Regions from separate parts of the Homo sapiens genome. Here region 1 is linked to region 2. Evidence: read pairs that join two places in POLR2A ChIA-PET (ENCODE). Cell type or tissue: OCI-LY7. All regions are shown on one strand. Region 1 overlaps SMAD1 (SMAD family member 1). Region 2 overlaps SMAD1 (SMAD family member 1).

What was found. ChIA-PET counts read pairs that join two places held together with the same protein. Peaks named below come from ENCODE experiments on the same cell type or tissue, not always from the same donor. Only the 100,000 strongest peaks of a DNase experiment are listed, where the experiment ranks them.
Region 1: POLR2A ChIA-PET joins it to region 2 with 6 read pairs; 7 of 35 experiments call an interaction of 5 or more read pairs at or near these places.

Annotation. Positions count from the first base shown.
Region 1 is chr4:145,486,326-145,490,325 of GRCh38, reverse strand. All of the region lies in intron 1 of SMAD1 (SMAD family member 1), which reads right to left. Among named protein-coding and RNA genes, the nearest start is that of SMAD1, 6.5 kb to the right of the region's middle. In OCI-LY7, no CTCF peak of the experiment used is centred here; a DNase peak (open chromatin) is centred at 2,495; H3K4me3 peaks cover 2,948 bases; H3K27ac peaks cover 2,080 bases.
Region 2 is chr4:145,536,863-145,540,862 of GRCh38, reverse strand. It overlaps SMAD1 (SMAD family member 1), which reads right to left. Exons shown (of 7, transcript NM_005900.3): 3 at 802-1,059. Among named protein-coding and RNA genes, the nearest start is that of SMAD1-AS1, 22 kb to the right of the region's middle. In OCI-LY7, no CTCF peak of the experiment used is centred here; a DNase peak (open chromatin) is centred at 1,676.

The sequences.
Region 1 (4,000 bases), 51 kb after region 2:
GTGCACAGGAGCTCTGCCACATGCTTTCTTCTCACTCGGACCCCATTCTGTTTCTTTCTCAGACAACTCTCCCTCCTTACCACGGTCAACATTTGTCACTTGTGCTCCAGATGGCTAACTCCATCACCTCCAATTGCTCTCTGTCCACTGACTTCTTCCCCTCAACCTTCAAATATGAAGAGGTCTCATCTATCTTAAAATTCAAGTCACTTAAGGCAATATAAGACTCTCTCACTTCTTAATGTATTCAGCCTTCTCTGAAATTGCATTCACATGATTATCTGACTTCTTCTCCTTCACCCTGAACTGTACATTTTCCCCTCCAAACCTACTTCTAGAATCTCTCTTCCAGTGGCTTCCTGGTTTTCCCACTCCTCTGACCCCATGCCTTTCTTCCAGTTTCTTCTTTGGTCTATGTCAAACAGCCTCTCAGGCAGTCTACTTCAAATTAGCCTCTTCCTTCTATTAATTCCTAACCGTGGGCTCCAATGGAAGATTCAATCCACCAGTTCTTTCTCTCTTTGTGGTTGTCTCAGAATACCCAGCAGATGACTGCAGAGAGTCTAACGTAAAGCTTTCAAGTCCTCCCAAACCTTATCTCCAACCTGCCTGTAGCATACTTTGACTTAGATATCGCACCTTAAATTTAACACATCAAGTCTAATTTATCATTTGCACAATTTTTATTTCTTCTACAACCAGCTCTTCCCTATTCTTAAGTAACATCTTTATTAGTTTTCCAGCCACCAAGTTTAGAAACTTAAGGATATATCTCCGACATCTCTTTCTCATTACTTTATAGCCACATAATCACCAAGCCTTCATGGTTTTTTGTTTTATTTTATTTATTTATTTATTTTTAAATCCTTCTCTTTCCATGTCTACCTTTACCAGAGATTTATCATCTCACACATAACTCAATAGCTTTCTTACTGATCTCCTGGCACTGGGCTCTATCCCTCCAGTGCAAACTGCATGTTCAAACACTTTCAGTGACTTCCCAATGTTTCCTTATTCTGGCACTCTAAGGCCCTAAAATTCTCACTGGAAGTCAACCTTTCTGAGCATCTCCTCCACACCACCATACTAGGCTCCATGAGGAACACCCACTGAGGTCAGGCAGGGCTGCTCACTGCCTCTGGATCTGTGCTATTTGATATGATAACCACATGTGGCTACTGAAACATAAATTAATTTTTTAAAAAATGCTGTTCCATGTGTGGCTACAGCTACTGTATTAGCACAGATGTGGAACATTTCCATCACTGCAGAAATTCTATTGGACAGTGCTGCTCTACAGATACTCAACACTCATGCTTATCTCCCAGTTTTTCATGCCATTACTCTGTCTATAATGTCCCTCTTCCTTCTGCCTATGCAAACTCACATGTCCTTCCAGGCCACAGTGGTCCTGATGTGAGTTGTCTGTACAATTTACTCCTATACTACCTTGTAACGGCTCTTATAATGTTGCTGCATTTAATTTTTCATGTTTGTGTATACTCTAATTATTAAGCCTCAGAACTAATAAATATTCAGGGAATAAATGAAGCATATACTTATTACAATACTGCAGCAAAATGATCAAATAAGGGCCCATTTAATATCCCTCCTTCATTAAAAAGATACGTTTCTTTTCCATCTAAACAAACAAAAGATCTTGCATTTAGTTAACTGAATAATGGCTTAATTAATGCCTAATTATAACCGTTGAGAGAGTCTCCCCCCCACCTTTTTTCTTGAAGTGTTTGAAACTAAAAGAAAAAAAAGCTATAAAGGTCTGGAATACTTCTACTTTGCATAAGCACACCACAAAGAAACCACACACACACACACACACACACACACAAAAAGACAGGGAGAGGATAATACATGAATAGTTGGAGTAACTATACCCTAACAATCTCAGATTGTAGAGCAAAATATCCACAGTACAGCAGCCCTACAATTAAGGGGAAACTACAAATAAAGCATTAAAACTTATGTATAAAAATATATTCTGAATCAACAGAGAGACCCCTCTCTCCTCCTCTTCCCAAACAGGACCTAGTGAATATTCATTTACATCCTGAACTCAAAAGCATATACATGCATAATTAACAATTGTATGTTCTTTCTTCAGATCCAGGCTTATTGTCTCAAAAAAAATATTTGTTAAGAAACCAATCTATACTGCAAACCTAGGTTCTTATTAAAAAAAAAAAAGTTCCTTTTTCAAACACTAAGAACATAAAAGAGATTTGGGAAAATCACCAGGTAAGGACTTCCTCACACCTTAGAGAATTTAATGCTTTATTTTCAAGAGAGAGTCTTCTCTAAAGTTCAGATTTTAGCTTATAACAAAAATTATAAAGATGCTGAACTGTTCAAATACTGTAGTTCCCAGTACCTTACTAAAACTCTGATGTAGTCACTGGAGTGAAACTGCTTATGAAACTTTTGGCTTTTCTTTTCTGAAAGATAGTTTCCTTTATGCAAATGAATGTTCTAGAGAAGCCGCTCATTTCTGCAAGTCAGCCCGCAATAGCTACAGACATTACTGTTTTGCATATAGGACTAGCCCTGCACCTCTAAAACTGACACCATCTTAATAACGCAGAGCAAGATGAGTATTTTAATTTAGATTTTAAGCAATTACATTAATACTATTTGGCTCTGCCTTTTTCTTCTCTTTCCTTTTCTTTTTAAAGGTGGCTACAGCAGAGTGATGAAAATACTTCAGGTATTTTTGCTGCAAATCAGATGCCAGATCAACAGATTAGACTGAATATTTGTACTACCAGATAACAGCAGGAAAGGAAAATAAAGGGTCAAGAGGTTTCAGATTGGGGCAAAGAGGACATGCCCCTATTTGTTATCAAAGTATGTCCTAAAATCTTGGTACCAAAGAGTAAAACCACATATAGAAGTAGCAGAACATTTCATCAACCTCAAAGACATGCTATGACTTAAAACCGATTTTTTCCACTTTTTTATATTTAAATTATCCTTTTTCTCCTCAGACCTGTCCAATTCTCTCCCTAGGACTCCCTAGCTCCCTAAATACCCCAAACTTTAGCTTTTGGTTAGGAATGTGATTTGTTTTCGAGAGTCAAGAGGAGATTCGTATATTTTGCTAGATGTCAGAGTTGCCTGCTTTAATTTGAACTTTGTGCAATCTTGGATCTCCCATTTTCTAATAAGGTCTCATTGATTAAATTAGATATAGGGCTTTTCTTTTCCATCTCCAGAATGAAAAAGAATCAATTTTAATATGTAGAAAATAAGCATTTCTCTCTGGTTGTCAGATTTGATTCCTACTTAGCTCAAACAATGTTAGGTATAAAAAGTTGCTAACAGGCCAAAAAATTCTTTCCTCCCTTCCCTAAATTACACTGGATATGCTTACACCAAAGCCTCAGAAATATCGTGAGCGTGGTAGGGAGAAAAAAAACCTGAAAACAAAAGGGCACTTAATGCCAAGAGGAGTCCAGATCTTGGCTTTCCCTTTTCCAATCACTAGACAGGTAACTTTGGATGTCAGTTACCTTCTCTGGACTTCAGACTGTTCACCTTGATATGAACCAACCAGATTAGAAAATCTTTAAAGCAACTTTTAATACTAAGTATCTCTATTCTCTGTAAAGGAAATTACAAATCTTAATGTTTATGAAAGCACTTGGCAGTCCCATGGACATATTTCACCCGAAAGACCATGAGATTTGGATAGTTAAGTGTACACATTAACTCACCATGACATATAAGCATTTTGGGATAGGAAGGTGGGAATAAGAAGATACAAGATCCATAGTTTCATCGATTCTTAAACAGCCCTGACCTTGTAAAACATTTACAAAAATAGATGTTGAATGTTTTTTTAAAAATCCCCAATGAATTTGCAATTACTATTCTTACAGTGTTTAACAGCTCAGGGAAGATAGACTAATTTTGGTAAGACAGACAAACTGAATTACTACAACTTTCCTCCTAACTTAATATCAGTTTGTGATTATGTAAGAAA
Region 2 (4,000 bases):
AATAAACACACTTGCCCAGTCATTTTCCCTTCCGAAAACATTAATAGATGTTAAGTATATTTTTGTTTAGGGTATCTTTCTTAAAGTCTACTGGCAAGAAATTTGGCACTCTTTTTTTTTTTTTTTTTGGAGATGCTTGCTCATTAACCTGTAACTTAAAAATATATAATGTCCTTATTAATCATTTATTTTGATAACCATTACACCAACAGTTATGTCTAGAAAAAGAGGATAATTGTTTTTTGTCTTTGCTAAGTTGAACAAGCAGATGGTTTCCAGTACTTCTGTTGTAATTCCTTTGTTGTTAAAGTATACGTTTCTTGGGATTACATCATCATTTGAATGAATTTAATTAAGTAGGGGGTGGGATCCCTCAGGAAATATTTTTTCTGAGGTTGCACTTGCAACAGGAGTTTTTTCCATGTATGAAAACGATGCTGATTGAGGTTGTGTTCTCATAAGAGCAAATGTGTGTAACACGGTATTTTTCTTTTTATCAAGAGTAAAGACTGTAACAATTATGCCACTCCCAGAAGGATGCAGCTGTTTCAAAACCTTTTAAAAACAAGGGGAAAATATAGCTTATTCAAGCATCTGTGCCTGACAAATAAAATAAGACATTTGCTTACTTGACTATGAGGTCTCCTTTCACCAAAAGTTGTATCCTAAAAGTGCGAGAGCACTATGTCATATACCAGGGCTGAAAACCTCCCTCCACTGCAGGTTGACCCAGCTTTTCCGTGACACTGTGATAACACTGTCTGATATGACTACAGAACATCACTGAACATTCCAACCTACCTGGCATCTGGAAAGGGCTTCCTGGGTCTGAGCTGGTGGGAGAGTGAGGGTAGGTGCTGCTGCTGCTCCCAGGAGAGTTTGGGTAACTGCTATTGGGAGAGTGAGGAAACGGGTGGCTGTTGGGTTGCTGGAAAGAATCTGGAAAAGTGGCGTTGAGTGGCATGTGAGGCTCATTTTGTCCTAAGTTACGGAACTGAGCTAAGAGGCTGTGCTGAGGATTATATTCGCTGTGTCTTGGAACCAGCACAGGAGGAAGTACTAGAAAAAGGAAGGGAAAAAAGAGAAGGACAAACATGAGAATTATGATCTATAATTACATCACAATAAAGTAAAACATAATCTGTAAACAACAACAAATTATCTGATCCCTGTCCTGCTGCCAACTCAAAAGCATCATTCAAATGAAAAGCTATTTTACCCTCAAGAACAAATGCAGGAACAAATACAATCCCTTTAGAATCACTGATGACATATGCCTGAGATTTGCAGTATTCACAAATTGCCCAAGGAAAGTTGGCAAAATACAATCTTTTAGGTTAAAAATGTTAAGGTTCCCTCATTCTTAATTTTTTCATTCACTAAAAACCAAAGCATAATTGTTTATCACCATTGACAATTATATTTCACAGCCCTGGCTGATAAGACTTCACATTTAAGAGTTAATGCTTATTGAATGATATGAATTATTCACCACAAGTGTTTTAAGCTGACACACTAATTCACTTTAACACAAAAAAGCAGCATAGTAAATAAAGCTGAAGAGGTAAAATCAGTGAACTGTAGAAAATGCAAATGCCATGAAGATAGTTAATTATACAAAATATGAGGTGCTTTGTGGGACAGAATTTATCTTGTATCCTGTCCTAGGAGTCACACTTTATGAACATCTTTTTTCTAAGGATCTTACCCACTTTTCAAGAATCCTTACCACCACCTGTGAGGTCAAGGAAGAATTAGTTCATACAATTCACATTTTGCTAACTGAAAACTCAAGGTACAAAGGCGGCCCAATAGGTAGGCACCTGTTGAGAAGCAAAGAAAACAACTCCTGTCACTCCTAAATGTTCTACATTAGGAAGCTAAGGAGTTAATAATTGGCATGGTCATCAACCTCCAGAAACCTCCTGAGGCAAAGCCACTATAAATATAATTATCCTGGAGAGGCAGGGCTGGCTAACAGTCAGTTACAGAGCCCTAGCCAGATCCTAGGGTTAGATCCTAAGTTTCCCTGCCAGGGTCACCAGATGGATGCTCTAATAAAGGTCTTTGCAATCCCTCCAGCTCCTGTGGCCTCAGCTACAAACAGAAAAGCAGCCCGTTTCATAAACTGCATGAGAGGAGAGAGGAGAGATTTAAAACTTATGATTATTGTTGGTTGTTAGGAATCAGAATATATTTCCCCAAAGAAACAATATTTGGTGGCAACAGGAATTTAGCAGACTTTTGAGGGCTTTCCAGGGAATCTATGCATAATTTATATCATTTCTACAGTAAAAAGTGCTCTTAACACTTGGATTATCACTTTTTTATGAGCTGAAAATTGCTTTTTAGATAAAAACAGGTTTTTAAAAAAGTATTAAAATTTCTCATGTGCTATATTTTATACTCCTACATAATCCCATAGCATCAGATTTGTTATTTCCCTATTTGATCCTTCAGGAACAAATCTTTTGAGTATATAATAAATGTATTTTCTTTTTAGTACAGTGATGGAATCTTCCCAAACCAAACCATTAAAAGCATAAATTCTTCTTCTACCTTTCAATAGTCATCTGAACTATAAAATGCTTTTGTTTTGTTGAAGAAACATTCCTGATAAGGGATCCCCAATGCCAATAAAAATTTATATTCCAAAACAGTCCAATACCTTTCAATTACCTTTGCAATGACAAACATTCCCTTTTCTTTTAGCTGCTGTGACTTGAATTACCATTTCCCAACTTGCCTTTTACAGGCATCTAGCTATGGTCTCAATTATGATTTTTACCCTTAAAAGGGGGAAACATTGGCCCCTAAACCACTCCCCACAAATGCAGCACCAGACAGCAATCCTTCATGTCCTCTATCCTTCAGAGGACCCCTCCCTCTCACAACACACACGCACAGAGTCCATTAAGGTTGGTGCAAAAATAATTTCAGTTTTTGCATTTAATGGCAAAAACTGCAGCAACTTTGCACCAGCCTAACACTTAGTGGAGCATCTGTTTTAGCAGCTCTTGTTTCCTAACAGTTTTAGAACTGGGGACTTACTTGTTCCTACTACTTGCAGATGGGGGCAGTGAGGGAGGAAGAACTAGCCTTTGCAATAGCCACAGCAAAGGGCAATGTATTTCTGCTTCCCAAGTTGAAAATCTGCATATGTATTCCTCAAAATGTGAGACTCATCCAATGCTGTGTGTGTGTAGCATCTTGTTATATATATAAACTACAATTTATCTGATGATACAATTTTATCTTCTGCTGCTAAATACTTGGGTTGGGGGAAAAAAAACCAACTCAATGCTTGGGTTATTTCCAGTTTGAGGCAGTTATAAAAACTTCTATGAACTTTAAAAAATTTAACTTATTTTGAAATAATTTCAAACTTACAGAAAAACTGCAATACTACAAAGAACACTCAAATACCCTTTACCCAGATTCACCAATTTTTAACATCTTGCCACATTAACTTACTCATTCTCTCTCCTCCATTCCCCAGCCCTAGAACACAAATACACTTCTTCTGAATTATCTGAGAGCAGGTAACATACATGTCCCTTTACCCTATAGCATTTCAGAGTAACTCCCAAAAGGAACATTAACTTACATATACACATTTGTTATCAAACTTGGGAAATTTAACATTGATGATTTTATCTAATATAAAATCATATTCCAACTCTGTCAACTGTCTCAACCATGTCCTATGTAGCAATTTCCTGATACAGGACCTAAGGTAGAATCACATATTGTACTTCGTTGTCATATTTCTTTAGTGTCCTGTAATCTGGAATAGTTCTTCAGCGTCTTTTTTCCTTCTTGCTTTCATGCTACTGACATTTTTGAATACAGGCAGTTATTTTACAGACTGTTTATCAATTTGGGTCCCTCTAATGCTTCCCCGTGATTAAACTCTGAGATTTTTGGTTGGACTACTAGATAAGTGGTATCATTCCCTTCTCAGTTCACATGCACAGAAGCACACGATGTGTCTGCCTGT